3 separate regions of the Mus musculus genome follow, and regions 1 and 3 are each linked to region 2. Evidence: chromatin loops called from intact Hi-C (ENCODE). Cell type or tissue: gastrocnemius. All regions are shown on one strand. Each heading gives the region's core, and the rest is flanking DNA. Links, peaks and the distances in the headings are about the cores only. Region 1 overlaps Mdn1 (midasin AAA ATPase 1). Region 2 overlaps Rragd (Ras-related GTP binding D). Region 3 overlaps Mdn1 (midasin AAA ATPase 1).

Region 1 (10,336 bases), core at 2,007-10,006, 260 kb after region 2:
GAAGACCTTGGTCAACAGGGTTGACACCACTTTCTCCACCTCCATCAGTGGTGGCCTTGTCTTCCTCCTTCTCCCCCTTCTCCTCCTCCTCCTCCGCCTCCTCCTCCAGGGAATGCTCTTCTGCATGGCTGGATGTATCTCTGTCTTGATCATCAGCTCCTGTATCCATATCCATATTCTCCTTGTCTTCACTGGGGCCTTCCTCAGGCTCATGTGGACTTTCACCTTCATCCTGACCAGCTCCGGGCTCTTCAATTTCATGGTCTGTTTCTTCCATATCTACCGTTTTTTCTTTGATCTCCAAAGGATTCTCTTCTGATCAAAACAATTTTTAAAACTCTTGATTTCTTAGTCTGGAAGGTGCTATATAAGCATTATTTTTTTTAAAAAAGATTTATTTATTATTATATCTAAGTGCACTGTAGCCGTCTTCAGACACACCAGAAGAGGGCATAGATCTCATTACGGATGGTTGTGAGCCACCATGTGGTTGCTGGGATTTGAACTCAGGACCTTTGGAAGAGCAGATGGTGCTCTTAACCACTGAGCCATCTCTCCAGCCCTACATAAATATTTTATTCAGGCATGCATGTGGTACAGGGACAGATGCAGCCAGATACACATGGATGCTCAGGTTCTCATGCTTACAGAACAAGCACTCCAGTGACTGAGTTATCTTCACTAGGCTCCAAATTTTACTTATAGAAGAGTATCCCTATACTTTGGACATTTCAGAAAGCTATTAGCCAGTAACGTAATTATTCTTTGGTTCATACATACTAATCTAAATGAGCCTAAACAAAATGGTATTTTAAGAAAGATAACATATATACTCTTAGCATTTTTTTTTTAAAGATTTATTTATTATATGTGAGTACACTGTAGCTGTCTTCAGACACTCCGGAAGAGTGGTGTTAGATCTTACAGATGGTTGTGAGCCACCATGTGGTTACTGGGATTTGAACTCAGGACCTTCAGAAGAGCAGTCGGTGCTCTTAACCACTGAGCCATCTCACCAACCTCCCCCCCTTTTTTTTTACTCTTAGCATTTTTAATCTTAAATTTTATGCATGCTTGGTTGCTGAAACTATGATTAAAGTCAGACTCCAAAATTAAGATTATTATATAAATGGTCTTAGATAATTTTTTGTAACTTATTTGTCTCAACATATATCTAAAAATTATACATAATTAAAATCAGCTTTCATAAGTATGTAACTCAGTCAAATCATGAAGCTATCTATCTAGCATCTTCCTGTGAGGTTGATCAGCCTCAGGCTCTTCAATTAGAGTTTGCTATTATCCATAGAGGAATCCCTAGGGATGAAATGGGTAGCAGAGGCTCTAGGTTACTGTCACAGTATGTGTGACTTTCTTGGGATTCTTTGCTCTCATTCTCCATTATCATGACTAGCCATTATTTCTCTAGAAGAGCTGTGTGAGAGCCCTGACAGTCAAGACTGACTGGTGCCCACATTAGCCCGCTAGGTGGGAACATGGTATGGCTTTGGAGAAAGAGGTATACATAATTAAACATCACCAATCCTTGGCCAGCAAACTGCAGGATGGGAAGTGACAACAGAAGAGAGGTATGCTGGCCTACGTGTTGGAGGTTTACTCAAACTGGAATGGATCTAGCAAAGCGGTACCTCTGGCTTTGTCATGTCATTGGCCATGAAGAAATCACTACTGCCCATTGCCAATGACCTCTAGCTATGGGCATCTGGAAAGACATACCTTCTGCTTCCTCATTGTCTGTGTCCTCACCACCACTTTTGTCCTCACTGTCAAGTTTCAAGTCATCTGGAAGGTCCAAGGCCTCAGGTTCTGGAAGCTTTTCTTGATTGCCATGATAAGGGTCTACCTCATTCTCATCATATTCCCTCTTTGGGATAACAACGAGAGAACAGGGGAACAAAAATGTTATAAAACCAAAGGCTATGATTTCTTTAATATTACGATCTCATTTTAGTGACTTAATAGTATTTTTCAGTCTTTCATGTTAGAACTTCAAATTTTATTTTCTGTATAGACTTTCAGGGTAATAGGCCCTTTATTACTTAATGTTAAAACCCAAAACTTATGAAAAGAAATATAAAGGACCACAGATCTTAGCTTCTAAGACATAGTGAAGCCAAACAGCACATTAGCAGAAACCAACAGTTAAGATACATTAATTACACGTTGTGAGGCCACTCCCCAACTGTGGTTGGATGGGAACTCATTACCCTCCTGCCTCAGCATCTTGAATGCTAAGATTACAACAGCTCATTCTACCATGCCTGGCTTTGACGCACTCTTCTAGGAACTACATGAAAGGAACTGACGTATTTGTCAGAAGGAGAAACAAGTGTCTTAAGACACTCAGAGGACTGTGGCCTTCGTCAGGACACCTCCTGACATGCGGTTCATTACCTCATCAATTTGTTCATTACCTCATCAATTTGTTCATTAATTTTCTCTTGGCCCTGTTCAACATCTTCAGGTTCTGAGTCTTCCTTCTCATCTTGATGTTTTTTATTTTTGTTCAAATTTCCAGCATCCAAGCTGTCATCTTTAGCAACAAGTTCAGAATCTTCCTAAATGAATCAAGAAATAAAGAAAATTCATCCAGGAGCTAGTTTTCTAGCCCTCAGGTACAGAAGGCTTCTGCTGACAGGCCCAAGTGGTACAGGGCAGACAGGTGCTACTATTTCTGATGTGGCGGTCACCACCTCGGTCTGTCCCAAGAGCAGCAGGGACAGACACCACTCTCTACTTCCGCATGCCTGTCTTTCCTGCCAGTCTCAGCCAGAGCCGGGGATGCGGCTGCATGGGCAGAATAGGCTTGGCATGGATGTTCCCTCCTCCACAACACAGCAACTCACGGGAGCACTTAGGTCACGCTGCTGTACGCTCTTCAATATGAGGGAAGAGAGAAAGCAGAGAGAAGAGAAGAAAACAAAGACAAGGAAACATAGGAGACAGCGGCCTGAAGGAACAGCTCCTCAATCAAGGCCTGGGAACTCAGATCGGGGCTCTTAATTACCTCATCCACCCCTGGTCCTGTCTCTTCAGCTCTACCGTCACCGTCTTCATCTTCTTCCTCATCATCTCCCCAAAGCCTCTCATCTAGTTTGTCAGCTTCCTCGCCATTGAGATTGCCCATCTGCTTATCCAGGTCTCCATCCTCACTGTCAGACTTCTCATCATCCTCTTCTGAAAGGGAGCAAGCTACACTTAGTTAGGCAGACACCCACCAATCCAGGCCTGCATGTGTGAAGGCAAAGACTCTTCCCAGAAAGTGTCATCAGGATCCAGGCCTGTTTCTACAGAACACTGTGGGCAGATGCCAAGGATTTCTTCCAGGCTTTGCAAATCATTTGAAGGGAAAGGACTTGCAGGTGTGACTAAGCTGGGGAGACACTAGCACCACACTTGGCTCAGTTGCAACTCAGATCTATGAAGTGACAAGACGACTGTATTCCTCAGTCTTTTCTCAAATACTTCACTATGCATCAGATGTAAATTAATGCAAACCTTCTTTCCTTCACCTTTAGTCTTATGCTTCACTGGCAAAAAAAAAAATCTATACATTTCTTATACTGTAAATTAGCACTCATTTATGTAAGACCTTTGCTTAAAACACTGTATTTCAAGTTAAAAGTTTTTGTTTTGCCAGTAACTAGAGTAAGTGCTGAATTATAGCACAACACGCCGGAGTGCTATAAAAATAATGCTGTCATATGCTTATAATGAGGCATGTGAACTACGGAACTGAGTATGGTCTATATGGGTGCCTGTATGCCACAGATTTGTTTTGTTCTTACAGTTTAGTAAGAAATATATATATTTTTTACTTTATTACTTGTGTGTAGGTGTGGTGAGGAAACCACGGGTGTCAGTTTGTTTTTCCCTTCCCGAGGCAGGGTCTATTTTTTGTACTGCATAAGTCTAGTTGGCCTGGCAGCTTCTGGAGTCTGTGGCTAGGACAGCTGGGGTTCTCGATGCTCATTTGAACCCAGGTCTTCCTGCTTCCAAGGCAGGTACTTTACTCACAGCTTTCCCCGCTCCATGATGGTTTTGCAATTAAGGAAAAATTCATAAAATAAGCCAACCATTAAAAAAAAAAAAACAAAAAAAAAAACAAACCTCTACAAACAAACATGAAGCCAAGCTGTCAGTGGTCATCTTTTGGGTTTCTATGCAGACCACTGAGCCACTTCATCCAACAAAATCAAGGCTGTGGCTCACTCAAAGGAGACCCACTGAACTCGTCAATCACTGCCCTAGAAACGACAGTCACGGTGGGCACACACGGTGGCCGCTCAGTGAGCAAGCAGCTTGGTGCACATAACACAACAGCTCCTTACTGAGGCCCTACAAGTTTCTGTACAATATTTAGTATCTAGAAAGCAGAATGAGATGACAATGTTGGACCTTGTTCAAGCTCGCCATCATGCATTTTCCCATCAAAGTCTTCTGACATCTCAATGGCGTTATCCTCGCCTTTAGTATCAGGTTTTGAGTCAAGGTCTTCCTCGTCCTTCTCTTGACCCTTCTGAAATGTATCTTCTACCTTTGGGAAAAGATGTGAGAGCACAGGTGAACACTGCTTCGTCTATGCTTCAATTATATAAGATGACCACATGCAGTAATTTATGAAGGTTTGCTTCACATTTCTGGAGTAAATTTATTTTATTTTTTTGATTTTCTGATCAGAAAATATAGAATTTTATTTGGCTTTTTTCATGAGAATTGTAAAAACACTACCACCATCATAAAACAACCAACCAACCAAAACTTCAAATTAGCATTTCAGAGATATGTGTAAAGAATATGGAATTCGCTGGGCAGTGGTGGCGCACACCTTTAATTCCAGCACTTGGGAGGCAGAGGCAGGGGGATTTCTGAGTTTGAGGCCAGCCTGGCCTACAAAATGAGTTCCAGGATAGCCAGGGCTATACAGAGAAACCCTGTCTCGAAAAAAAAAAGAAAGAAAAAAAAAAAAAGGAATTCTTGCCAGGAGAGATGATGTATGTCTTTAATCACAGCACTTTCCAAGACAGAGTTACATAGGGAACTGTACTGAGTTTGAAGCTAGCCTGGTCTATAAAGTAAGAATCCAGTCCAGCCAAGGCTACAATAAAGAAACTTTGTTGCAAAAAGAAAAACAAAAACAAACAAACAAACATACATCCAACAAGGTGTGGTAGTATGCACCCATTATCACAGAACTCAGGACGATTTCTAATTAGAGGTTGGCCTGGGCTACCTCAGAGCATGCTAACTCAGCACTCCCCCACATAGCAGTCTTACTATCTTTCTTACTATCTTGAATCTTTTCCCTTTGTTTTTTGTCACTTTGATCATGAGAACAACAGTGCACTTGGGGAGAGAGATGGCCTAACAGGTAAAGAGAACTGGCTGCTTCCTAGAGAACCTGGGTTTGATTGCCAGTTCTAAAATGACAGCTTACAACTGAGGGCACTGTGCACAGACATATGAGACAAAACTTCCATATATATAAAGAAAAAAAATCTTTAAAAATATCTACATAAGCCAAAATTTAGTGAATCTTAGTAATATTTTATCTACTTTATGTTTGTAATGGACTGTACTTTTCTATTTTCCCATAATTTAAAATCTTAAATTATTTTAATTTAGAGAAATACTCTATGACTGTGTATACTAGAGAAATATAGAAAATTTGAAATAATAAAAAGTATAAAATTAACACATAAACACCAGCATCATTTTTAAAAATTTCTTTCTAGTTTTCCCTTCCAAGAAAAATAAACTTCGATTGGTATTAACTTTTTGTTTGTTTATAGACAGGTACACAGACCAAAAAACACTCCACAATTTGTCTCCTGACTTATTATATGTGTATGCCTTATCCCATTCCTGCACAAAATAATGTAAACTTAAACAAAACAAAATCAAACAATTATCATATCAAAATACTCTTCAGAAATCATCAGCAAGTCCCCATTTAAAATCAAACTGGAGGGGGCTGGTGAGATGGCTCAGCGGTTAAGAGCACCGACTGCTCTTCCAAAGGTCTTGAGCTCAAATCCCAGCAACCACATGTTAGCTCACAACCATCCATAACAAGATCTGATGCCCTCTTCTGGAGTGACTTAAGACAGCTACAGTGTACTCACATATAATAAAATAAAATAAATAAATCTTTAAAAAAAAAAAAAAATCAAACTGGAAAGGTCAATCCTTCCAAGACTATTATCGTAACAAATGGCTGAGCTGCAAAGGTCCTGGAGTTAGGTTTTAATCTAAAGACCTACACAGATCAGTATGATGCTGTTGGCGTACTAACAAGTTTGATTAAACACTCAAGAGTCAGCTTACATAAGCTGTGCGAACGTACCTGTTCCTCATTTTCTATCCGGTCACTCACATCCTTCATGCCCTCGCCATCTCCGATCCCACCTCCCTCGTAGTCATGGAACTGCGTTGCTCCCTCTCCTGCGGAATCTTCCATCAATTCTTTAGGTAAACAAAACCCCTTGGGGGAAAGAGTTAGCAAATGTTATAATCTGGCTGGAAATGCAGCAGATTTTTGACATTCTTTTCCCTCTCAGAACTGGCAGGGATCATGCAGTTTCACAGTTTTGAGATTTTAAGTAAGACTCTAACTTTGTAGACATCTGGTACACAGTTATGCTACATTGCCAAGACAAAAACCTGAATGAAATATAGCATCAGGATAGGTAGAATGGTTACTCTGGAGAGGGCTGAGCACATCTATGAACAGAGACAGGCTCAGTCACAGTCACAAGTAACAAAACTGATTCCTCTGGAAAGAAGCTTGAAAACAAACACTGAGAGTAACGCCTCTTAATAAGAAATTGTATTTAACAGAAAACATGCTATCGGTCAGGCCAAGGATAAAAATGTACTAAAAACTGAAGTTACTAATTATCAGAGGAGAGGCCCAAGAACACCACCACCATGACTGTGCTACAATGAAGCCACTTCCTAGAAACTCAGTGCTTAAAAAAATATTTATTTGCTTATTTTATGGATATGAATTCACTGTAGCTGTCTTTATTCACATCAGAATTGGGCATTGGAACCCATTACAGACGGTTGCGAGCTACCATGTGGTTGCTGAGAATTGAACTCTGGAAGACCTCTGGAAGAGTAGCCAGTGCTCTTAACAGCTGATCTATTTCTCCAGCACCTAAACTCAGTGCTTTCATTAAAATCTAAACCTACTACTGAAGTCCTGTGTCACATCCACACCAAAGGTCAGCACCATTCAGAAAGGCTGGATGATTCAGACACTCGGCACTCACTTTCTTTTTTTTTTTTTTTTTAAAGATTTATTTATTATATGCGAGGACACTGTAGCTGTCTTCAGATGTACCAGATGAGGGCATCCGATCTCATTACAGATGGTAGTGAGCCACCATGTGGTTGCTGGGATTTGAACTCAGGACGTCCGGAAGAGCAGTTGGTGCTCTTAACCGCTGAGCCATCTCTCCAGCTCCCGGCACTCACTTTCAAGGTGTGTACAGTTTTAGAAAGCTAGCTGGAAATGCTTAAGTATTTTCCTACTTAACTACACTATCATTATTTTCTAACATTCATTTATTTCTGTGTGTGTGTGTGTGTGTGTGTGTGTATGAAGGTAGTTGTGTATATGTCATGATGCATGAGTGGGGAAATGTGAGTTGGTTTCCCTCTTCAACCACATGGGTTTCAAGACTTAAAATTAGGCTGTCAGGCTTGGTGGCAAGTCCTTTCACCTGTCAGACTTGTTATTTTAAGAGGTGTTCAGCTATAGGCAGATGAATGTGTCCACATAGGAGTGGGATTCCCTTTGCAGAACACACCACTAGGTAGCTCTAATGTGGACAGCCACCATGCTGCCATGCCACTATGGAGCTCAGGCCAAGGCCCGTTAGCAGACACAGAGACGGCACCTCTACCACTGTACCTTATGTTTTCGTTATCCTTTGCACAGTTTTCTTCAAGAAGTATCAAGAAAGAAGATGGGCAAACCTGAAGACCAAGCCATCACTCAAAAGACACACACACTTATCTTCTGGATCTGAGACCTCGGGATAGCTTCCCACTCTCTAAGTTTAGGACTTTAGAGACTAAAAATGTTTAAGTGTTTACAAGTCCAGACTCCTATTCTGTTTTCTACGTCATTTATATTGTACTTAGTTGAAAAAGATCTCAGAATACTAAGGAAGAAATCAAAGAAAACCTTTTAAAGTCATGTGATGGTGTTGCTTGTAAAAATATCAGAAGTAGAGTCTGGGACTCAAGTTGGGACAGTGTCCAACTTGAGTCCAAGATCTGTACTTTCTACACTGCACCACGTCTGCTAGAGTTCACCAACTCTGAAGCAAAGGCGGGTCCACAAGCTACAGGCATGCTGCTTTCCACAGCAGCATATGTACCTTAATGAAAGAACAACTTTTTCCTCTTTAGCACCAGCAGCCCTTTTATCATTTAATCATAATCTGAGAGTTCAAGAAGACAGGGAGAAAGGCTAATTTAAGAGAAGGCAGCAGCCTTTAGATTGTCCCTTTGGTCAAGATGGGATTTGCTAGCTTTAAGATCTTACTGGAAACCTGTTTGGCAATCAGGTTCTAGAACAAGCCCTAAACCCACAAGGGACAGAGCACCTGCTGCTATTTCTGAGTCTATCATAAAAGCCCAGCAAGCCCTGGAAGAAGTGAAATGTCTGTGTGCGGTTCCATGGCATTCCACACTGACAGTCCTTACCTTCTGGGAGAGCTCTGTAAAGGTCTGGGCAAGCACAGAGAGCAGCTTTGCCGTGCTCCGGTGAGTGGCCAGCGATACGGTCAGGAAGAAGAGGACAAGGTCTGAGAAGCCACACAGGATGGGTATCAGGCGCACTAGCAAGCCACAGGACTGGCTGAAGACCTGAGACAAACAAATGCCAATCACTGTGCTTAAGAGGCCCTCCCTTTGGAGAGACGAGATGCTTTAGAACTAGATCTGCTACCGCTGCCACCGCCACGGCCACCACCACCTCTTCTGAGGCTGTATGTTACTGTGTAGCTCAGGCTGTCCTGAAGCTCACCAAGGAGCTCTGGTTGGCCTTAGACTAATGGTGATTCTCTTGCTTCAGCCTCCCAAGTCTGAACTATGATATCTTGCATTATTACTATTACTCTTAACTGCTTAGCTATCTCTTCAGTCTACCATTTTTTTAAAAAAAGAACTATTTATAAGTAAATTCTACCAATATACCAAAGTTGGGACTAGATGCAATGAAATAAAATGAGCCGCTTCTCTGGGCTAGTCAGTGTGACTACCGCTTCTTACTGATAGAGCTCACACCCAGGAGCATGGGATGGGGTGCGAACTGAGTCCAACACAGTAGGTGTTCTGGATGGCCAGCTCTTTTGCACCTATCGAGAGCAAATGTTCTGTCTTTTCAGAGCTTATCAATGACTAAAGCAAATCCAGTGAGCTAGCAGGCACTGGGTCTGCTAGGGGGTCCCCTCTCCTCACTTGGAGTGAGGTGAAGGACATTCTGCCAAGAACCTCTGGTTACCTTGTGCTTGGTTGTGTTGCCATCCTCACTGCAGGACTTGAGCCTCTCCAACAGCTCGGAGACAGAAGAAATGATTTTCTGGACGTGTAAAGTGCTCACACTCGCCCAGAAGTCGTCCTCTAAGAGCTTTGTTAGATGTCCTGGCTGCAGGCTCTTAAAACTTGCCTCTTCTTCTTTTCCCCCTAAACACACAAGCAGCAAAACTAACTTCTCAGATCTCTCCTCATGCAGCCTGTATCTAACTCTGTCTTTAGTTAGCCAGAGCCTAACTTAATTATAAAAGTTAGAACTACTGAGGTTATTTCTGCACAACTTTCAGACATACCATCCTCTTCTTGCAGTCTCTTGTCAACAGCACTGTCTTCTGCTTTCTTATTGTTTCTTTCTGCCAAGTTCTGGATGGTGCAGAGAATGGCCCGGATGGCAGTTTCTACTTGCTCTGAAAAGTCTTCAACAAAGCTTTCTTCCACCATCTGGTTTCCTAGTAAACAACATGGTACATAGCCAAGCCTAGCTCTCACTCCCTGTAATGTCTCTGGATCATGAGTAATACTCATGTGTTACTTTCCAAATGGCTGTTTAAGGAAAGTGTTCTATTATTTGCTATCCACTATGTCAATCTGTGCTGGATCCAAGGACAAAACCAGCAGCTTCCTTGCCTGCATAAACCTAAGAGCTTATCATTTTATATCACTGTTACCAAAAAAAAAAAAAAAAAAAAAGGTTTTTTAAAAAAAGCAACAATAGTTATGATGGAGTGTACAAACACCCGGTTTATTTCACATATTGGCCTTA
Region 2 (10,276 bases), core at 2,277-10,276:
AATCTATACCGTCCTTTCTCTCAGTTCAGATGGACCACGGGATGGGCTTGGCAAGCAAGTTCTCATCTTCTAAACTTGGCTCTAAAGGAAACACCTGCAGCTGAGATAAAACTGTCCTTTGTGACGGGGAAAAGCGTCCAGATGTGCTTGCGGACAGCTGGGCTGCTTCTGTGTCCTCTGCATTCTGAAGGAGCTTCTCCTACAGGGTCCCTCTTCCACTCTGCATGGGCCCGTCACTCCAATCTTACTCCCCTGGTCCCAGCTACGCAGCCGCTGAGTGATGCTAGCCAGCTGCTGACTGACTGCTGCTCAGTCTTCACACTGACTTAAATACTTAAACCACTGCTGCCCCTTCTTCATGGTTGTGTTGGTTCCGAATCATCAGCAAACTGTAAAGTAACAGGCTATAACGGCGTTCGATACTTTTAAGCAAATTTTTAATTTTCACTGTAGCAGCCACAAAATAGTTCATACACGTCTCATTCTTCACTCTGCAGATGAAGGTCAGCACATACAGGAGTTATGAAACTTGTGAGCCCAATTCTGTGCCCCTGGTATTCTGGTCTACAATTACCAGGTCCTTTAGCACACTGGCTTTTCCTCGAAAGATTTACAATATTGGCAAAGCGAATATCCTGGGCTTCTGAGCATCCTGCCTTCTCCACGGCTCACTTAGCACTCACCACCCCAGAGGTGGCACAATCCACCTGCCTTCTACTGCCCTGGGAGGAAATCCTGGCACCCATTTTACCTCCCCAGAGGCTTGAGGTCGAGTTGAGGTGTAGATGGTTGTAAACAGTATATGCTATATGTGAGCGAGTAGGAAGTAGAAGTTTTGATCTCTCAATCTGTTGTTTTTTAATAAAATACCATTCAGGGAAACAAGGTGTCTTTTAAAATCCTGAAATGGTAGGAAATTTCTGTTATAAAAGTCACCCATCTCCACCAATGGGTGCAGAGAGGCGAAGATGGTTTGGTTAATCATTGCTGAAGGCGTGGCCTCGGAAAACACACAATCTTTAGAAACCTCTTGAGTAATCAGTGAGTAAAAACGTTAGAACTTATTTGTGAAGATCACTAGGATGTTGGAGAAAATACAAACAGTCTCCTGGGCTGAAGGTCACTTAATGATGGGACACTTGCCTAGCTAGCGTAGCAGCATCCTGGGGTAGATCCTGGCACTAGTAAAAACAAGAGAGAACCAGATCCTAAGACAAGCATGGTGGCACACTGGCTGAGGGGAAAACACAAGCTCGAAACTGCATGTCTCAAATAAGCAGGCTGGTCTTTCGACTCAGTTAAACCTCCACTGACGCTGACCTACCCAATTCAAAGTGAGTTCCATCTTACCCACCAAGAGAACTGTTAGGATATTCAAAACGTGCTGCTGCTGCTGAAGGCACTAGGTACATTGAAGAGTTCAATGGACTCGTGTGAAGAGACAATTTATTTAGACAGGTATGTAATTTGTTATATAAATGCAAAGATCTAAACATATAAATTGATCATTCAAATGGACATTTCATCATTTACATGTGTGGCAGTGTACATTAAATGGTACTTTAAGTAATATAGATTTCTGGTTTTGTTTTTGAGATTTCTGCATGCATGGAGGAAGGAAGGTCAAAACATACAGGAGTTATGGAGGCCGGGAGAGAGCTTCAGATTCCGTAGAACTTGAGTTTAATAATAATGTTTCAAAGCTCATAATCAAGTTGTATAAACACTTGAATATATGTATATGCATATATTATTATATAGAGGACTCAAGAATGCTTCCCTGGGTGATTACAATCCTTGTGCAAAACAATCTCCCTTCCCTAGCTTTGTAACAACTCCCAGGGAAACAAGGTCTCCCAAGAACATTTAAAATACAGATTCCTAGCCGACTTCCCAGACTTTGATTCAGGAAGCATGAGTTAGGGATGGGAATCTGTCGTATTAAACGTCCTAGGTGATGCTTAGGGCCAGAACAATGAAATCGGGCAGTACTTTGTGGGTTGCTGATTGTTCCTTACACACGTGCCCCAGGCAAGTCCCTTTCTCACTAGATGAACAGACATTCAGGGCTGATCTCTCCAGGTGAGCCCCTTCACTGCACTGCTTTAAGGGGGGGCGGGGGGCTCATTAAAGGGCTATGTCCAGAATCAGCACCTGCGTTGTGTTCTAAGGGCTCAAAGAGGCTGAAGCACTTGCCCAATGTATGTGGGAAGGTCCTAGACTTTACTGACACCAAAGGAAAATAGGACTTTTAAAGAAGAAGGAAAAAAATAGGCATGATGGCACACACCTTTAGTTCTACAATTCAGAAGGCAGAGGCAAGCAGGCCTCTGGAGTTTGAGGAGAGCCTGGTCTATATAGTTCCAAGGCCAGCCAGGGCTATATACTGAGACCACATCTCAAAAGAGGGTAAATTCAGTTTACATACTGATTTATCTTCATTTGCATAAAACTAGAACTGCGTAATTGAGAGATTTGGCTAAACAGTCAAGGGTGGTTGTACCAGCTTGTGGCCCAACTGAAGACAGGCTGAGGCAGGAAGATCTGTTGAGCCCAGAAATCCAAGATCAGCCTGGAATGCCATTAAGAGACCCCACTTCAAGAGGTTATTTTTAAAACTTCTTTTTATTAAATGAACCTAACATAACCAATAAAACAGTGATGTATATATATGTATATAGTAAACATCATCTTGAATTTCAACAAGAGACCATTCTGCTCCCAGAAAACTAAGCTATGGGTACGGGGTACGTCAAGCCATCGGCACACAAACATGCTTTCAAGTTGGCAGTTAACATCCCTGAAGACTGTGTTACAAATGAAGTCCTAGCAACAGCAAAACAGTGTGCTTGATTACAAACTACACCCAGCCTGTGTTTGTTGAGTGCATACCATACGTCAATCATGACAGTTCCATTGATTTGATAAATTCTGTTTCAGACTCAGTTGACAAATAACCCATACTTAATAGTACTGCTGTGATATTTAGCCATTTTCTATTTAATGATCCAAAATATATTATGTTCACAAAATAACACGTGGTATCTATTAATCAGCTTTTATTTCTACTCCTTCAAAAGCACTCTGTACAGGTCACTCACACTAACCTCCATTATGACAAGTAATTCGGCACAACTCTTACATAGAAGCTGTACTTGACTCAGAGAGCAAAAGTCTGCCTGCTCTACACATCTTCAAGTTCTCAATTCCTAAAACCAAACACATGTTCTACTGAAGCCACCGTAGTTAGGAGTTTGACCTTTCAGTTTATAGTCCCATTTGAGCATAGACACAGATCTACAGTGCAGTAAGCTAACCCCCCAAATCTAAGATAAAATACAAAACAAATGTGAGGACATTTCGCAATTCTAGTCACATTCAGACATCTTCAAGAGGTCAGTGTCACACCAGGCTCGAGGCAGGAATCAGTGTTGTAACTAAAGAGTGCATTTATGATCAGGAACATGGGCCCTATGTCACAGGAGTGTTCCTGCCTATCCCTCAAAGAATCACATGCTCTTGAAGTGATAGGCTTTTAAGGCACATTTCAACAACAAAAACTCATGATATAACCAGCTTAAAAATGGAAGCGCCACTTAGACATGCTAATTTTATGTGATTTACCAGACAGGCAAGTGTCTTATTTTGAAACTACAGTCTTATTAAAAACTTAATTCTTTGTCTATTCAAAGAGAAATTCTTTGTTTAAAAAAAAAAAAAAACTATTAAGAAAGGATGCTGGGGATACTAGATTGGTAGAGTGCTTGCCTTCACATGCACAAAGCTCTGGGTCCAGTTCTCAGCACTGTTCAAGCCAAGCACGGTGTTGCATTCCTATAATCCTAGCACTTAGGGAAAGTCGAGGCTGAGCGGTCAGAAACTGGAGAGCATCCTTAGCTACCTGGCAAGTCTGAGGCCAGCCTGAGTTACCTCTGAGCCCCACTCAAAAAGAGAAAACTATGCTTTTTCTCACTCTCTAGTGTCTTTGTGTGGGTGCACAGTGGTGTTAGACTCTTAAAAGTGGCCAACCACCATCCACTCTGTTGGCAGAGGCCGTCGGGGAATAGTCCTGAAGATTAGAACTCCAGGCTCCTACCATCTCATTCAAGTCTCTTCATAGAAATCATAAGGAAGGAGCCATGGTTCCATGATGACTAGAAATCTCCTTAATAATGTGCAGACTACTGGGAGGCTCAATCTTACATTTCAATCATCGTCTCCAGTTTTAGTTACCAGCTCCAAAAGTGTAAGACCTGGCCAGACATGGTGGTGTTCACCTTTGATCACTTGGGGAAGCAGAGGCAGGTGAATCTCTGAGTTCAAGGACAGTCCGGTCTACATAGTGAGTTCCAGGACAGCCAGGGCTACATAGAGATACGCTGTCTCAAATAATAAAGAATTTGGGGAAAAGGAAGCAAGAAGATGGGAAGAAGATGCGTAAAAGAAGTGAGCTTCAGGAGCAAGCTGCTTTAGACACAAAGCTAGAACCAGCTTTGACATCCCTAAGGGACTCTGCTTTAAAAAGAACCTTTGCTAATGCCATGCACGCCTGACAGTACTAACCCTTAGAATGGTTTGAAATAGGGCTAGATTTAGGACTCTTAGTTCCCTACCTATCTATAAAAGCACACACATAGTTAACTGACTAACATACGTCTCTAGGCCTCCTTTTTTTCCCACCGGCCACAGGCTTTCTGTGTCTTCTGTCTTGCAGAGCAAGCTGGTGGCAAGCTGATCTTGGTAGGAACAGGCAAAGGACATGAGGTATGTTGTTACAGATGAAAGAACGAGTCAGGTAACAAATGGAGCCACCAAGGACTAAACTCCTGTGGTCATGGAGCATTAAAACCTGGTCCTGAACAAGGTCTCTGAACATAGCGCATCAACACACCATTCCCAGGAGGTGAACACACACAAGCACACGTGCATCTCTTATCTGAGTGACCTCTGCCTACATCTGGGAACCCTCTTGGCTTGTGTGTTTTAGACCCCTCGGCAGGTACAGTATTGCTTCTACGGTTTCCCCCCCACACAAATCAATGCTATCTGTTCCAATCTCCTCAGACGACATCCATATTTCTCTACACTGGTTGGCATCATTTTAGAAATCTGGTCCCAAAGGTTCACAAGATACTGCACCAAAAAGAAATCACCCGTCTGCACAAGGTGACTGCAAAGGTGTGTTGAGGTAAAGAGTTTCATAAAGACTGGGCGAGTCGGAAGGCAATGCCATAGGGCACAAATGTGTGGGTAAGCTTGGTAATAGTATTTCCTACAAAATTCCTGTTTTGTTTTGGGGGGGGCATTTGTTTGGTTGGTTTTGAGACAGGGTTTCTCTGTGTAGCCCTCGCTGTCCTGGAACTCACTCTGTCGATCAGGCTGACCTCAAACTCACAGAGATCCATCTGCTGGGATTAAAGGCATGCACCACCACTGTCCAGCTACAACATTCCTATTACACTTCCTATAAATAGAGACGTTCTTATTGCTCTGGCCTGGAGCTTCCAGCCCTGACCTGTTGCTGCTCCACTGAAAAACGATTTCCCCTTTGACAACTGGCAGCAAAGAGTCCCAAATTTACAAAAAAAGTCTCTAGCAATATAATGGATCAATTTCCGATTGCCATATGGACTGTAGAGTATGCGTGTCCTTGTCATCAAGTACAGAAAAGAGTTTAGAAAAGTCATCTTATCAAAGTTCACCTCAATGAGGAAAAAAAACATGAAAATATGCAAAATATGTACAGTTCCTGGCAGTCCTCACAGGGGGTTTTCTATCAACATAAAAGTTTACACTTACGTAGTGACAGTACAGTGGCTCTCACTGTTATTGTACAGGTTTTTGCTTCAAAGTGCTCATTTTATTTTAAAGAGTAAGGTTTTTTTTTTTCCCTTAACACATACGAGTCAGGGCCCCAGCCCTCCTGTAGTGCAGTATAGTTTAACAGCCTCCTCACTGAGGTCTGGACTCAGGCTCCTGACAGTTCCCCTACAGCAGCACTCTAGGGGTCCCATTGGGAGTAGCTCCTGTCTTCTTGGGTAGCCGACTCTGGGCCTTTCGAGATTTCACCATCTTCATCCTCACCTCGAAGACTTCATGGATGGCCTTCCGGAAGCAGTGGAAATTATAGTCAATCAGCCCTGCAGAGGAAGACAAAGGCTCTTAATGCAAGAAACAATCTCTGTCGTTCGCAGCATCCATCACCAGTAGGGGGCAGCAAAGGACCAACCAGCACCTAACAGGCCCAGGCTGCAGGGATAGCAGATAGTCATGTGAGGTAGGTGTGCCCTGTAGAGTGTTCCAGAAACTTCCAGAGTATTTCCAAAAAGAAATCACCCATCTGCACAAGGTGACTGCAAAGGTGTGTTGAGGTAAAGAGTTTCATAAAGATTGGGCGAGTCAGAAGGCATTGCCATAGGGCACAAATGTGTGGGTAAGCTTGGTAATAGTATTTCCTACAAAATTCCTGTTTTGTTTTGGGGGGCATTTGTTTGGTTAGTTGTTTGGTTGGTTTTGAGACAGGGTTTCTCAAAATGATCCATGGCTCAAAATGATCTGAAAAACCACTGAAATGCACTTACTTAATTATTCAGATTAAAGGCTAATGGTAATTTATGATAAACCAAGAACTGTCAAGATGGCTCAGCTGGTGTGTCTGCTATGGAAGTCTGATGACCTAAATTCCATCCTGACACACACACCCAAAAAAGGGCTGTCTTCATAAGCCTGACAACCTAAATTCCCCAGAATCTAGATAGGAGTTCAAGGCTAGGTAGTGAGACCCTGCCTCAAAAATAATTAAATAAATAAGGTAGAAAAAAACAGAAAGACATCCAAAAACATGAACACACATTAAACATGAACTGAGGGATTAGATGTTGGTGGCACATGCCTTTAATCCCAGCACTGGGAAGGCTGAGGCAGGCAGATCTTTGAGGCCAGCCTGGTCTACAGCCAAGGCTATCCAGAGAAACGCTGTCTCAAAAAAGCATTCAACAACAACAAAACACACACACACACAGAGACAACAAAACAACAACAGAAACACAAGATGAAACTTTAAAATGTGCCCACTTCGCCACATTTCTTAGTCATAGCACCAAATTAAACTCAACAACTAGTTCACTTACTACTATATTCTACAAAACCCGCCTGTCATCTGAGAGTGTGTTTCAGGAAAAACTTAACCAAAGATCTACATGATCAGTTTCTACCTAAACTTAGTTCCACACAGTCAGATGTTAAAATTAATACTAAAGGTCAAAGAAGCAACCAGATTTGTGCGGAGCATTTAATTTTAGAAACTCTGTAGTGGAAAACCTAGCAGTGCTTTAATGAAGGGAGGCTTTTAATGAAGGGAGGCTAAGCTTCCCTTGGAAACAGACACAGCACTCAGGGTCTGAGCTGGGAGGACAAGGTGGCGTTTCTATGTAGGACTCTTTCCAGTGTGCACAAGTTCATTCCACCCAGACGTCTCAGACCGAATGCAAAGGGAAACTGGGTGGACACTTGGGGATTATTTACTATTTTAGCAACTTTTTTCCAGGTGATTGTAAAATTCGTTCAAAATAAACAAGTTCCCTAGATTAGCTCTGATGATCCTAAACGTTAGACCCTGCTGCCAACTGAGGATGCAAATCTGTGTGGCCCTTGTTCTCCTTCACTTCCAAAAATCTACAGGAAATACCAACCAACAAAAAAAATGTGGGAAGGATTAATAATGTGAATGCGTGCATACACACTGAGCTCTACAGAGAGGAGCCTCAGTAGCCATCTGTAGATCACAATTTAGTTACATCGCTCCCTCCCTTTCCTCCCTCCACACCCCTCCCCAATCTCCGTCCAATCCATGGCTCTTTTTTTTTACTAATTCTTATTCCATGTATATATGCATATGTTCCTAAACATGGCCTGCCCAGTCCATATAATGCTACCTGTATGCACATATTCAGGGCTGACTGCTTGGCACTGGACAACCTCCCCTGGTCCCTAGCTAGACATCTTTACCCCTACCTGAACTAGTGCTGTCAGTTTGTGACAAAGGAACTTATATTTTTCAGGTCTGAGTAAAATCATCTGTATAATGAGAGAATAAAACAAAATACAGCCCTGTTTGCCTTCCTTTGTTGACAGGGGATGCTCAGTACTGGGGATTGAACCTGCGGCATAATGCATGAGAGGCAAGCCTCTACAACTGTGTACTGGCCCAGCCCTGCTGTCTATCTTCCCAAAGGAAGCCCACAATTGTCCCTTTCATTCAAGAAGATGGAAATAATGGATGAAAGATGAACACTCCTAAAGGTTTTGAGGACAAGTGATACAGAAGTCAGTTTAGTCATCAGAAAATGCAGACTCACAAGGAGGCTAGAAATGCAAATTTAAATGAAAACTAACTTTTTAAAACAGTAAAATTCAATATTGATAAGAATATAGCAAAAAAAGAAAAGAAAAAGAAAAAAGGAATAAAGAAAGAAAAAGAAAAAAAGAGGCGGGGCTGGAGAGATAGTTCAGTGGCTAAAAACACTGACTGTTCTTCCAGAGGTCCTGAGTTCAATTCCCAGCAACTACATGGTGGCTCACAACCATCTGTAATGGGATCTGATGCCCTCTTCTGAAGACAGCTACAGTGTGATCATATAAAAAATAATTCTTTTTAAAAAGAGAGAGAGAGATTACAGCAAAATGGGCATATTAACCATAAAGTCTGAAAGATACTTTGTTACCATTCACTGGAAGCCACCAAAATATGCCTACCCTTTTGAGCTGAGGCATTCTACTATTGCTTCTGGGGCAGTGGGGGCTGGGGACAGTTTGCTGGTCAGTCAGCCAGCTTAGCCAAAAATGGTGAGCTCCAGTTTTAGTGAGGAACTCTGTCTCAAGGAAACAAGGCACAAAATGCTAAAGACATCTGGGCTCTATCTGCTCTTATGCATCCACACAAAGGCACTCATATAACACATGCATATAGCATATATAACACTCTGATATGCCACATACAACACACTAATACACCACACCTAACATGCAAATACCACAGCAAGTATAACGCAAATACACCACATACAACACACTAATATACCATGTAGCACATACATATATTACACCTACCACATGTAAATACTATATACAGCATGCTAGTATATATAGCACATGCATATACCCACATATACTACGAGAATATAGCATCTGTCAGGAGCCATCATAGAACAAGCTAATAACTTCCTGAGATGAGACTGCTTTGGATTAATAAATAATTCATGACAGGCTTGCTCTCATAAGCAAGGCCCAGGAGAAAACCATTTTAGGAAAGATTCCTGCTATTAATATGCTTTTCCTGTTATTAAACACACATAACAATAACTAGGTATTAGCCCACCCTTTTGAACACATCTCTGCAGAACTACGAAGATGTACTGTCTCTTAGTGATGCTATGTAGACAAATAGATGAATTCTTAATTCTTAATGATGATCCTATAAGAATTCCTAAAATCATATCAGTATTTATTAAGCTCTTTTATAGTGGGACTGCTATTAGTTCCTTTCTGATAGTCAAAACTGCAATGAGAACTCTGGTAGTCTCTGTCACCAGTTAATTGCTTCTACTACTCAGAGCCCATTCCAAAAGTTTTTAAAATCATTCACCATAGGTCATAAAAAGGGAACTATGGTTTATTATAGGTGCTAGAGCAGAAGATAAAATATTGACTGAGTTTATCTATACAAAACTCACTAATAACTTAGTTATGGTTTTTTAACTCTCCATGACCCTGTGGAGCTGTGACAGGTGATGAATGGTTAGCCAGATAATTACTCCTAATGGATATGCAGGTAAACATTCTCTGCTGTAAACTCATTTGATTTGTGATTTGAATTTATGTGTAAACTTGTGATGAACTTTTTACCATATGATCATGTATTCTGAAAGATAGAGTAGCCTGTATTTCCCTTGCCCCGCTTAGGATCTTTCTGCTTTTCCCCTTTTTCTTAGAGAGCTTTCATAGGAAACTTTTTCCAACTTAGAAATGAACACTAAATTCACTTTTCAAAGTGTTCCTTTTTCTTCCTGTGACTTCAAGTGGCAGGCTGAAAGTTGGAGCCATGCAATTCCTGCTGAGATAGAACAAAGGGTACTTTACTTTGCTGTTTTAGAATGAGGTGCTAGGTGCCAAGAGAGAGCAGTTTCTGGTCTCAGAGGAACACAGAAGGCAGGTCACTTACAGTAGCAAAGTAACTTAAGACTTAGATATAAACTTTTTATTATTATACAGCAACCCT
Region 3 (10,336 bases), core at 638-8,637, 270 kb after region 2:
GGTGTTTGAACAAGTTCAGTTTTTCATGAAACTAAGAAGTGTGCCAAGGTTAAGAACATGAGCACGCATGCACACACCCACCCACCCACGCAGGCCAGAGTTCCCTCTTTGCAGAGGTTAAGAAAACAGGTAGAAAAAACTCTGTATTAAAATGCCTTGCTTGTTAAACTAAACACATTCTTCAGTCTTTCAGAAATGGTCTCAAAACTTATGCCGTTATCAGCAGAAGCCTCCAGCCCTCTGCCAGACAGCAAGCAGTCACAGCACTGCAGTGACCTCAACTCTTACTACCTTGCAAATGTACTTCTCTGCTAAATGAACCCCAATGAGCTGAGCAGAAATAGAAGCCAAACTGAATACAAGCCAAGAATCTACTCAACAGATGCTAACAGCCTTCCTAACTCTCCCCCATCTCTTAACTATCTCTCTCTACTGAGGAGCAAACTGCTCTGGGGAAATCTAAAAGTCTGACAGAAGCCGACTCAACTCCAGTCCCAAAGTTCAGGGAGCGCCCCCAACCAAGAACACAGCCCTGACTACCAGCCTATGACAGTAAAGTTCTTGTTTCAGACTCACTTTACACAACTCTTTTTATTGTTTTGGCCTAGCCCTGAACTCAGTCCACAGACTGTTTTTGCCAGTAATGCCAAAGGCCTGCCATCAAAAGGAAGCAATGGGGCCAAAAGAAACTCTAGCTGCCTTTTTGGGCTCAAATTCACTTAATGGAGTGGAAGGTATCCATCTCGGCATGTCAAGCAACTCTGAGCTGATCAGCACAGATCTCCCTAATTGCTGCAACCAAACCTCCTTGCCAGAGCATACCTGAGGATGATCCACTGCTCAGTCAGTGTGGTCAGAGAGTGACGCTGTCGGATGAGCAGCTTCATCAAGTGGGCTGAGAACCCTTTGCATCTCTCAATGGTACCCATGCTGACTTCCTGGCAGGAAGAAGAGAAAGCGCATGCTGAAGGCATTGGGGACAGCCCCTGCCCTCCTGACACACGCACCAGAAGCTCCACCAGGAAACTATTTCTTTAGAAAACAAAATAAAAATTATTTTATGTGTTTAAGTGTTTTGCTGCATGTATGTACGTACATCACATACGTGTCTGGTGCCCTTGAGAAACTGGAGCTACAGACAGTAAGGAGGCAGCTCTGGGAACTGAACCTGGGTTGTTTGCAAGTTCAGCAACTGCTCATAACCACTGAACCATCTCTCCAGGCCCAAAAGCTATTTCTTGAAACAGAGGTTATTATCATATCCAGTGAGGGTGAGCGGCAGTGTGTGCATGCTCTCAGGCTCTGGCGCTCAGACTAGCTTTTGGAGATCACTGACATCCATGAGGAAGAACGAGGTACAAGACCAAAACAATGGACATGGATGGTCTGGTTCTCAACTCACAAGAGTAAAGTGAGCCTCTTAGCAAATGCAATGGAACGTCTAAGATGTTCTAGGATCCACACTGACTCATACTGACTTCGCCTTAACAAGTCTGTCAGTGCCTGGTAAGGACGATGCATGGATGAACACACAGATGCTTTCCCCAGCCCATGCCGGTCTACCTTGACAGGAGTTGCTAGTGCTGCAGTAAGCCTGGTGTGCCGTGCAAGAGAGCGATAAAAGTACTTCTGGCACCCATCCCACAAAGATGAAATTTCTGTGAGGAGCCTAGGAAAGAAATCAGGCAACTTATTGTATTAAAACCACAACAACTACCCTCTGAAGACCCCAAGGTCTCAAGATTTCTGAGAATATTTAGGTGTAACCCAGAATCAACCACTGAAATTGGTCTATCTGAGCGGGATACTTAGCATTGGAAGCATTACCAGTATATAAGCAGTAGCAATGGTCTGTTTTCTCCAGTGAACCCTTTATAAATTAATTTAGTGGTGGAAGGTATAGCTTATAACACTCATGTGAACAGGGGCTAATTGTGGTGTAAACGAGGAACATGCATGCACAAAATGGCAAAAGGCACAGACAGCTTAACACAGGGCCACACAGGTGCTAAGCTGATAAAAGTAAACAGGAAAGCATGTGTCTTTTTAGACGGCACAACCCAATCCCAGCCTCACGGAGCCCAAATGAAAACACAAGCCCATTTGGCAAGTTGTCCTCAAAAACTAGAAATGTGCTATGTAATTTCCCCATTTTTTTTTTTTTTAGATTTATTTATTTATTATATGTAAGTACACTGTAGCTGTCTTCAGACACTCCAGAAGAGGGAGTCAGATCTTGTTACGGATGGTTGTGAGCCACCATGTGGTTGCTGGGATTTGAACTCCTGACCTTTGGAAGAGCAGTCGGGTGCTCTTACCCACTGAGCCATCTCACCAGCCCGTAATTTCCCCATTTACAATGCTGTTTTGACTCAAATTTAAAATCCCACAAAGTAATGAGCATTACAACAAATCCTAGATCAGAGTAAAGGCAGCGCTCTGTCTCACAGGTAATCAATTCTCAAATTGAGGGTTGTTTTTTTAATAGAACTTACACATATGAGAGACAGCAAAGAAATATGGGCATAAAAAGATTCCCAGTGGTGGGGCACACATTTAATCCCATCACTTGGGAGACAGAGAGCCTGGTCTACAGAATAAGAGCCAGGATAAACCAGAGCTACAGAGAGAATTTCTGTCTTGAAAAACTGAGAGAGAGAGTGAGAGATCCAGAGATTGATTCCCAGCTGTAAGTTCAAGTCAAGTAAGCAGAGCTCAGGGAGCCAAAGGAGCAGAGCAAGAAGGCACAGGGGAAGTTGCTAGTCAGCAGTGAAGAACATACACTTAGCACCACGAACCAACAGAGCAGGGTAGCAAACACGGGAAAGAAAGGTAGAAGAAAACGAATATTTAGTATATTAAGTGCCAGCCAGATCTTTTTGTAATCTCTAATTCTTTTGTAAGTTTAGCGACTTCCTCAATGTACAATTCAAAAGCCAACCAACCTAGAATCGGCCTCCCGAGTGCTGCTGACTATGGACAATGCGCTCCGGAGATCTAACGGGTGAAGGTGGAGTAACTCCTGAGGACTTTTTGAACGGGCCCAGGCAAGACCTTTTCGATATGATAGACCTGAAATCAACAGCATTCATTAAAGCAAAGAAAAAGCTATGCCCCAACACCCTTCCTAGTCAAAGTAAAGTTTGTGACATATAGCTCCAGAAACCTGTCAGAAATACGGGCTTAGGTAGCTAGGGAAGACAGTTCACGCCTATACTAAACACTCGGGAGGTCAAGAAGGGTCTTGAGTGTGAGGCCAGCCTGAACTATGCAGCAATGAAGAAATGCACCAACTATATATAGCAGGGTCAGTCCCTGAATCTCAACATGATTCAAAGTGACCCTGATGTGGTTCTATGATAGCAGGACTCAATACTGCTGAAAGCAGAGAGTATCAATTCTGAGATACCTCACCACAAATCCTGAAAAGTTCTTTGTAGTTTGCTGTACAGTCAGTAGCTCACTGTAGGATTTTCCTACATGTGTCTGCAGTCTTAGAATGACATTTCACAACCCTAGTACTCTGCCACAAGCCACTTATGCTACCAAGATGGAGATACTGGCTTAGTGGCTATAGCACGTGCTACCCCTCCCGATGTCTCTCAGTTTGGTTTCTAGCACTCTCTATAGCAGTCCACACTGCCTGTAACTCCAATTCTAGGGGAAGAGACTTTCATTCCCGGCTTCCATGAGCACCCTCACATATCACATGTGAACATACACGTATTAAAACTTAGAAAAAAAATTTAATTGTATTTTATAGTGTTTCGGGAGCAACCCTTACCAATGTTGGCCAGGTGCTTAAAGAGGTCTGATAAAGCGCGGTGTTTCTGCAGGAGTATGTGTTTGGCTTCTGAGTGCTGCTTCTCTTTCTCAGCAGAGGGATCCACCTTTAAGCTCTGCAGCTCACTTACAGATGAAATCACGCCACCTATAGGGAAAAAAATAAAATCCAAAGGCCTTCCTGCTGCGTGCACATTGCTCCATGCTGTTGTTCACTTGAACAGTCCCTCCTATCTGACCAAGTTCCATGAACTGTGCTTGAGCTACACTTGTAAAATGCATGGAAATGGGAAAGGGAAGTATCTCTTAGCTTCATGAGCTTTTCAAAATAAACCAAACCTAACAAAAACCTACTGAATGAGTACCAGCCGTGTGGTTTATTATATATAGCATGAATTTTAACCACCTGAGGGGAATTTCTGCTAACTGTATTCTGTTCCTTCCCTACAGCCAGCATTTGCTGATTCTCTTTTGATCCCTCTAACTTCAGAAGCATTATATGCAGTTCCAGTTCAAACCTTTTCCCCCCCGCTTTGGTAGCTGGCCTTAAACTCAAAGAATCAACTAGTTCTGATTCCTGAATGTGCCTCACTATACCTAGCCTCCAATTAACTTTTGTTTTAAAGGATTTATTTTTAACTTATGTGTGTGTTTGCCTGCACACGTCTGTGAACATCTGTGTCTGGTTCCTGAAGGCCAGAGGAAGGAGCTGGATCCCCTGGAACTTGCATGTAAATGCTGAGGCAGGAAGTCACTGAAATCTCATAGTTTGAGACCAACCTGGACAACAGAGAAAGACAACAAACCAACCAAGACCAAAGGGCAGAGTACTCATGAGGACAGAGGGATGAACTTACGGCACTGTCCTTAGCAGGCCTTAGTCTTAGGGCTTCTATTGTTAGCATACTTGTCAAATACTGTACAGGATGTCAAAAATGACACAGGTCCCACATTCCCAGCCATCACAGGCCACTTGCATAGGGGACAAAGCGAGTTCCACTTTTACCCTTGCTGTTAACACTCACCAGTGAACTGGTCAAGACTTTCCACTAGGTGAGGCAAGGGACTCTCCTTCATAAATACCAGGCACATTTTCCTCATTCGTTTTGAGAGTCGTGGCAAACGACGCAGAAGCTCTCCCTCCACAGACAAAGGACTGGCATCCTGGCACTGTTCTGTACCTGAAGGCTTTGAGACAGTACAGGTTAATTGTACTGCCAAGAATCTGAGTAACACTTTTAATTCAACGGACACTAAATTTAAATCAACTTCTACTTCCATCTCCCTCCTTCCCCACAGAACAAATATAAAACCATCATCATAACCATCCCAGGAGTAGAAACAAGCGCTCGCGCGCACACACACACACACACACACACACACACACACACACACACACACACACACACACCATCATCATCATAACCATCCCAGGAGTAGAAACAAGCGTGCGCGCACACATACACACACACACACACACACATAGATGTTCAGAAACCCAAATTATGGCATGATGGCACAGGCCTTTAATCCAGCACTCAGAAGACCGAGAAACTCAAATTCCTTCTTTGTACGTGACTGGCCATCAACACAGAATGAACAGTAAGACTCCAGGTGATTCTCTCCTTTCACCCTTCATGTGGTGTTCCAGATTTCAAAGTCAAGTCACCAGGAGTACACAGGCAATCAGTTTACCTGCGAGCCACCTGGCTGTCCCAAGGCCATGGTTTCTGCCTAATTCTGTAGCACAGTGAGACAACCAACCAAATTCTACCCAGATCCAAATAAGGGGAACACATTCCTTAGCTAGTTCCTCGTTCATGCCTTAATCTGATATATCCGGCTCGAGTGGCTTGGGATTAAATACACAACACCCCACAAGCTAGTACCTTCCATTCTACTGGTTGTGCTAACAGGGTCTCCCTCAGTGCATTGTTGAGACCCTGAATGGGCGATGTCTCCATTGTAGCTTCCTCTGTCGGCTTTGGCAAACAGTCAGGCTGCTCTTCCTTGTCGCTCTCTACCAGACATGACTGACAGGGTTCACTCAGCACAGCTTCAAATTTCTTCATGAATTTAAAGAGGGTCCTGATCTCATGAAGTAACAAGTGTAAGGTTAAAAACACATCACTGTGACAGAACTTGAAGAAATTATAATCTGGGCACACGTGAACACACAGACACACGCCTTTATCTTTTATAGCTATAGCTACACTGATCTCTTTAGGTACCCACAATCACTTTGGATCTTTAGGAGAAAAAGATATGCCAAACACTGTCACCCCACCTTTTGTACAAGAGAAAACTGTAGCCAGCCACACACAATAGGGTTGCTTTGCTCAAGGTAAACAGGTAGTGGGAGGTAGAAGACAAGCCCCCAGGCGGGCACAAGGGATACTCTGCCCAAGGCATATATTTTCCCTGAAAGGAGAATTTCTTTGTGGTAGCATGAGAACAGTATAGGTCTGGCCATGGAAACAAAGTAGTCTTGCAGCCTACCATTCAAATGCGGTTTTTAAAGGTTACTACCAGTCTTATTAGACAGATTACCTATGTGTCTTTTCCACAGATTGTTTAATGGACCAGAAGCTGACATCATTCCACTTTGATATCTTCACAAATTCCTGGAAGATAAAGGAAGTTCAGGAAATGGCTTCACAAAGCTTGTATCCCTTTTTGTTCCTATATTATCTACTTGTTAAAGATCCAAGGACATCCATCCCCAAATACAGGACCACATATCAGGGAATATGTACAAGAATAAAAGGGAAACTATATTATGTACCTCAAATCAATCAGAAAGGGTGAATAACTCATTTGATAAGGACTTCAGCTTCAAAACCAAAGTTAGTCATGTTCATGACATCGGTGTTGGTTCTTCAACTCTAAAGTTCTTATCACTAAAGTATTAAACAGAGGACTCTCCCTGCCCTAAGACATTCCCTCCCTGGCTCATGCCCCATATCATGGCACACTTCTGAAGTAGACAAAGAACACAGGAAAGACAGACAGAGCACAGCCTTTCCTATGGTTCTCCAATAAACTTCTATAGCCTCCCCCTGGTCTCTTACCTCACTATTAGAAGGATCAAAGAACAGAACTAAAGAAAAAGAATAGGCTGATTTTGTTCTTTAAAGGGTAATTACGACAACTATTCATCTTACTTTAAGCTCTTTTTCTATGGGGGAGCGAAGTTCCATAATTTTAGCTTTGACCGGGTCAAGAAATTGCTTGTAAAAATGGTACAAATTCCACAGAACACTGCAGAGTGAATCTGGAAGAAATGAGAAAGAAACCAACATGCTACATCCACTGTATGTGCTTCTATGCTAGCCTGAGCCTTCCTTACTACCCATTCCATAAAATATGGCACATTCCAGTCAGGTTTGTTAAAAACCTGTCTGAGCTTAGCACTCCTCAAAAATGCAGGCTGTCAAAGTTGCCCCATTTCATTTCAGCTTCTAGCAGATTTACTGCCATTTCTTATCTTGCAGATGATATACCAAGAATCTCTTTAGAGCAATCCTTCAAACTCTTTGTCAAAAACTCATAAAATCAACAGACACTATGCTTTTATTAGAAAAATGGCATGTTAAAATGTTCACCTCAACTGCTCATTTATGTATACTATACACATAGTTTATAGTAATGACTCAATTCCAAACCCACTGGGACTGAAACTGGTAACAGTTTGACATGGAGCTTATCTTTATCATGCAGCAAGCTCCTGGCAAGTCATAGCTTCACAGTGAGGCAGTGTCTCCAAATAAACAAATAGTGCATTATAAATGAGGAACAATTCCTCACCTTTTCCTTCTACTTGCGGCATCAGTAAGACATGACAATGGAAAACCAGCAACATCTGGAGTCGCACATGGAATTCTCCCAGCGAAGATCCTTCAATAAATGCTTGTAGTGTGCTAACCAGCAACATCAGAGTCATCTGCTTGTCATCTTTAGAGATACAAAGAACAAACCACACATGCAATTTCAACCATCCTTCCTATCGCTAAAATGCACACAGGGTACCAAACATCAATGAAAGGCGGCTCAGTAGGTAGGTACCACATCAAACTGAAGCAAAAATTATGTTTAGAGGGACGACTTCCACATAAAACCTGTAAGTTCTGTGTTAAATGCACTCCTATTATTACGAGGCAGCTTTGATATAAAGCATCACTGACCCCGAGACAACACCCACTTAGTTAGTTCCTGGGTACGCAGAATGGCAGAACTTTATGACATGGCTGGTTCTCTAGACCCTGCAACAAGTCACCTGCCTTACCTTCCTGCTCCTCTGTGCGTTCCTGCATGTGCTTCTCCAACATCTGATAGATGGAAAACCAGTGTTTGGTAGATTTCTCAGTATGGCGTATCATGGTATTATCCAAACTCATTGACCAGCAGCTGACCATAAAAAAAAAAAAAAAAAAAGAAGCAGTAGAGGCATTTAGGTAAATCCATTTGAAATCAGTTTCACAACTGACTTGCTGCCTCAGAGTGTCTAAACTATTTAATTGATACTGTAGAGCCTGTTTAGTGCTTACTTTCAAGTCCACAGTTAAAGCACATGCTGTAGCTACCCTCTTACAGGGGCGGGCAGGCAGGCAGGAGAGAGAGGGCACTTACTTCAGCTCCAGCTTACGCCACCGAATGATCATCTGACTGACTAGATCAAGATGTTTCCGGAGAGACAGTACTCGACTTGCATTCTCCTCCCAATCCTAAAGAAACAAAGACCCATTTGTCACTATCATCCAACACCCAGTCACTTCCTCTCCCTCAGTAACATCTAGACTTTCCTTAGAGAAGACTACTGGTCCCATAAGAACTTTATCAATGACAACAAATGGTTATGTGATACAACACCAGCAGAGCCAAAGTTAGAGACAGGGGGAAAAAAGCACAGAGTTTGTGACTGTCATGATTCCTGCTGCTGGCCCTTTATTCTTGAACAAATTCAGTTGACTCCTTCCTGTTAAGTAGGAGGACAGACAGCAGACAACATGGAGGTGTGTGGGCAGAGAGCATAGTGAGCTCCTGGGGTCCTGGCCATGAGGCCCCGCCCTCCAAGCAGTTCACTCTACCACCAGCAGCTCACTAGCACTGCCCGCACCCCAGCTCAGAAAGACCAAGCAAGAATCTTAAAGCTGACTTTAAACCAAATTGTACCTTTCTGTTATAATGTGGATATCGATAGAGAAATCTTGTCCACATGACAAGAACTAAACAAGGAAAAGCAGGAATCATCTTACCTGTGCCTTTGCTAGAAGGATCTCTAAGCCATTCAGGAATTTGGAGATGGGACTGGAAAGCGGGAAACCACGAATTCTGTCCATTACAACCAGTAGCTTAAAAAAAAAAAAAAAAAAAAAAAAAGAGTGGGTATTTCAGTAGATTTATCAGTAACTGACAGTATAGAGTCCTAACAAGTTTTACTCTAAAACACCTACAAACACCTGCGGAAGACAGTAGACAGCTTATGGGTCGTAGGACCAGAGTGAGGAAACGTTCTGTAAGTTGCTTTATCCTGGAAATTGGATATTGTTCTGTATATTGAGTTACCATAAAATTTGCTAAAACTGGCATGTTCAACCTGCACGTGAGGAAAACCTCACTGCGTGAGAGGTAAGCCTTTGCTTCTATGTATAGATGTGCAAGTCAATATGCCTGGAGACAGTCTGAGAGAACACCCTCTGAGGAAACATGCATCCTTGGGCAGTTCCCTCCTTCCTAGTTGGCTATACTACCTGTTGAAGTACAGGGTGCTCTGGCCAGTCCTGGAGCAGCTGACTGACAGCTTCTGAGAAGCCTTGAAGCACAGGTTGGCACTGCCGTGCCTCTGCCACATTGGGGTGCTGGTAGAAATCATAGGGCCCGTCAGGCCTCATCATCAGGTCTGAGGTAGCTTCCCCACAGAGTGTGTTAGAGGAGAGTGTACAAGCCAACAGCTGACTTCCCAAGAGCTGGTCATTCAGCTCGACTCCTGTGAACAAAATTGTGGTAAAATGGTGAACTCAGAAAGACCGTTTAATAGTAAGTTACAAAGAAACAATGAGCTAGTTTTGACTAAAGCCTCTTTCCAATGGTGTAATTGATAAGACCATGTGGGAAACTTCATGCAACCAACTGGTATTAACCAGAATCTGTGAGTCAGATTCTATGAGTCTCAGAAGTGCTGAGTGGTTTAAAAGAAATATTAAGTTAGAGGCAAGGAACGTATCTTGGTATGTGAGACATGACGTCTGTACGCCTAGCACCATAAAAAATAAAGGAACCCTCATCAACACCCCCCATGAACCTGTTAGGAAGCATGAATAGGGAAAGTGGAAACAATTCAAGGAAACGACCACAGACACCAAGTCTACATCCTTTCTCATAGGAAGCTAATGAAAATTTGCATTACCGCAGACCTTTTAATCAATGTCTTCAATTTTCAAGCTATGGAAATTAGGAACTAAAGGAAATTGGGAATTTCGTTATTTTAATTGTTCCAGAATAGCAGTATCATCTCATTTTGACCTCCCCAGAGTATTATCGAGAACTTCCATAC

Evidence for each region. Peaks named below come from ENCODE experiments on the same cell type or tissue, not always from the same donor. Only the 100,000 strongest peaks of a DNase experiment are listed, where the experiment ranks them.
Region 1: it touches region 2 in a loop (2.4-fold over the local background); 15 of 42 quality-filtered maps call a loop at or near these places.
Region 3: it touches region 2 in a loop (2.2-fold over the local background); 14 of 42 quality-filtered maps call a loop at or near these places.

Annotation. Positions count from the first base shown.
Region 1 is chr4:32,750,599-32,760,934 of GRCm38, reverse strand. It overlaps Mdn1 (midasin AAA ATPase 1), which reads right to left. Exons shown (of 102, transcript NM_001081392.1): 81 at 9,867-10,022; 82 at 9,542-9,708; 83 at 8,743-8,904; 84 at 6,368-6,505; 85 at 4,420-4,558; 86 at 3,029-3,198; 87 at 2,436-2,579; 88 at 1,738-1,885; 89 at 1-315. Among named protein-coding and RNA genes, the nearest start is that of Lyrm2, 44 kb to the left of the region's middle. In gastrocnemius, for the core only: no CTCF peak of the experiment used is centred there; no DNase peak of the experiment used is centred there.
Region 2 is chr4:33,014,511-33,024,786 of GRCm38, reverse strand. It overlaps Rragd (Ras-related GTP binding D), which reads right to left. Exons shown (of 7, transcript NM_027491.2): 7 at 2,607-6,140. The coding sequence ends at 5,989. Among named protein-coding and RNA genes, the nearest start is that of 4933421O10Rik, 12 kb to the left of the region's middle. In gastrocnemius, for the core only: a CTCF peak has its summit at 6,207 (motif pointing right); a DNase peak (open chromatin) is centred at 6,211; H3K27ac peaks cover 1,785 bases.
Region 3 is chr4:32,739,177-32,749,512 of GRCm38, reverse strand. Mdn1 (midasin AAA ATPase 1) reads right to left here. Exons shown (of 102, transcript NM_001081392.1): 66 at 9,534-9,769; 67 at 9,039-9,134; 68 at 8,413-8,507; 69 at 8,069-8,190; 70 at 7,591-7,737; 71 at 6,948-7,057; 72 at 6,334-6,407; 73 at 5,673-5,871; 74 at 4,809-4,971; 75 at 3,785-3,931; 76 at 2,946-3,072; 77 at 1,564-1,669; 78 at 823-938. Among named protein-coding and RNA genes, the nearest start is that of Lyrm2, 56 kb to the left of the region's middle. In gastrocnemius, for the core only: a CTCF peak has its summit at 3,910; no DNase peak of the experiment used is centred there.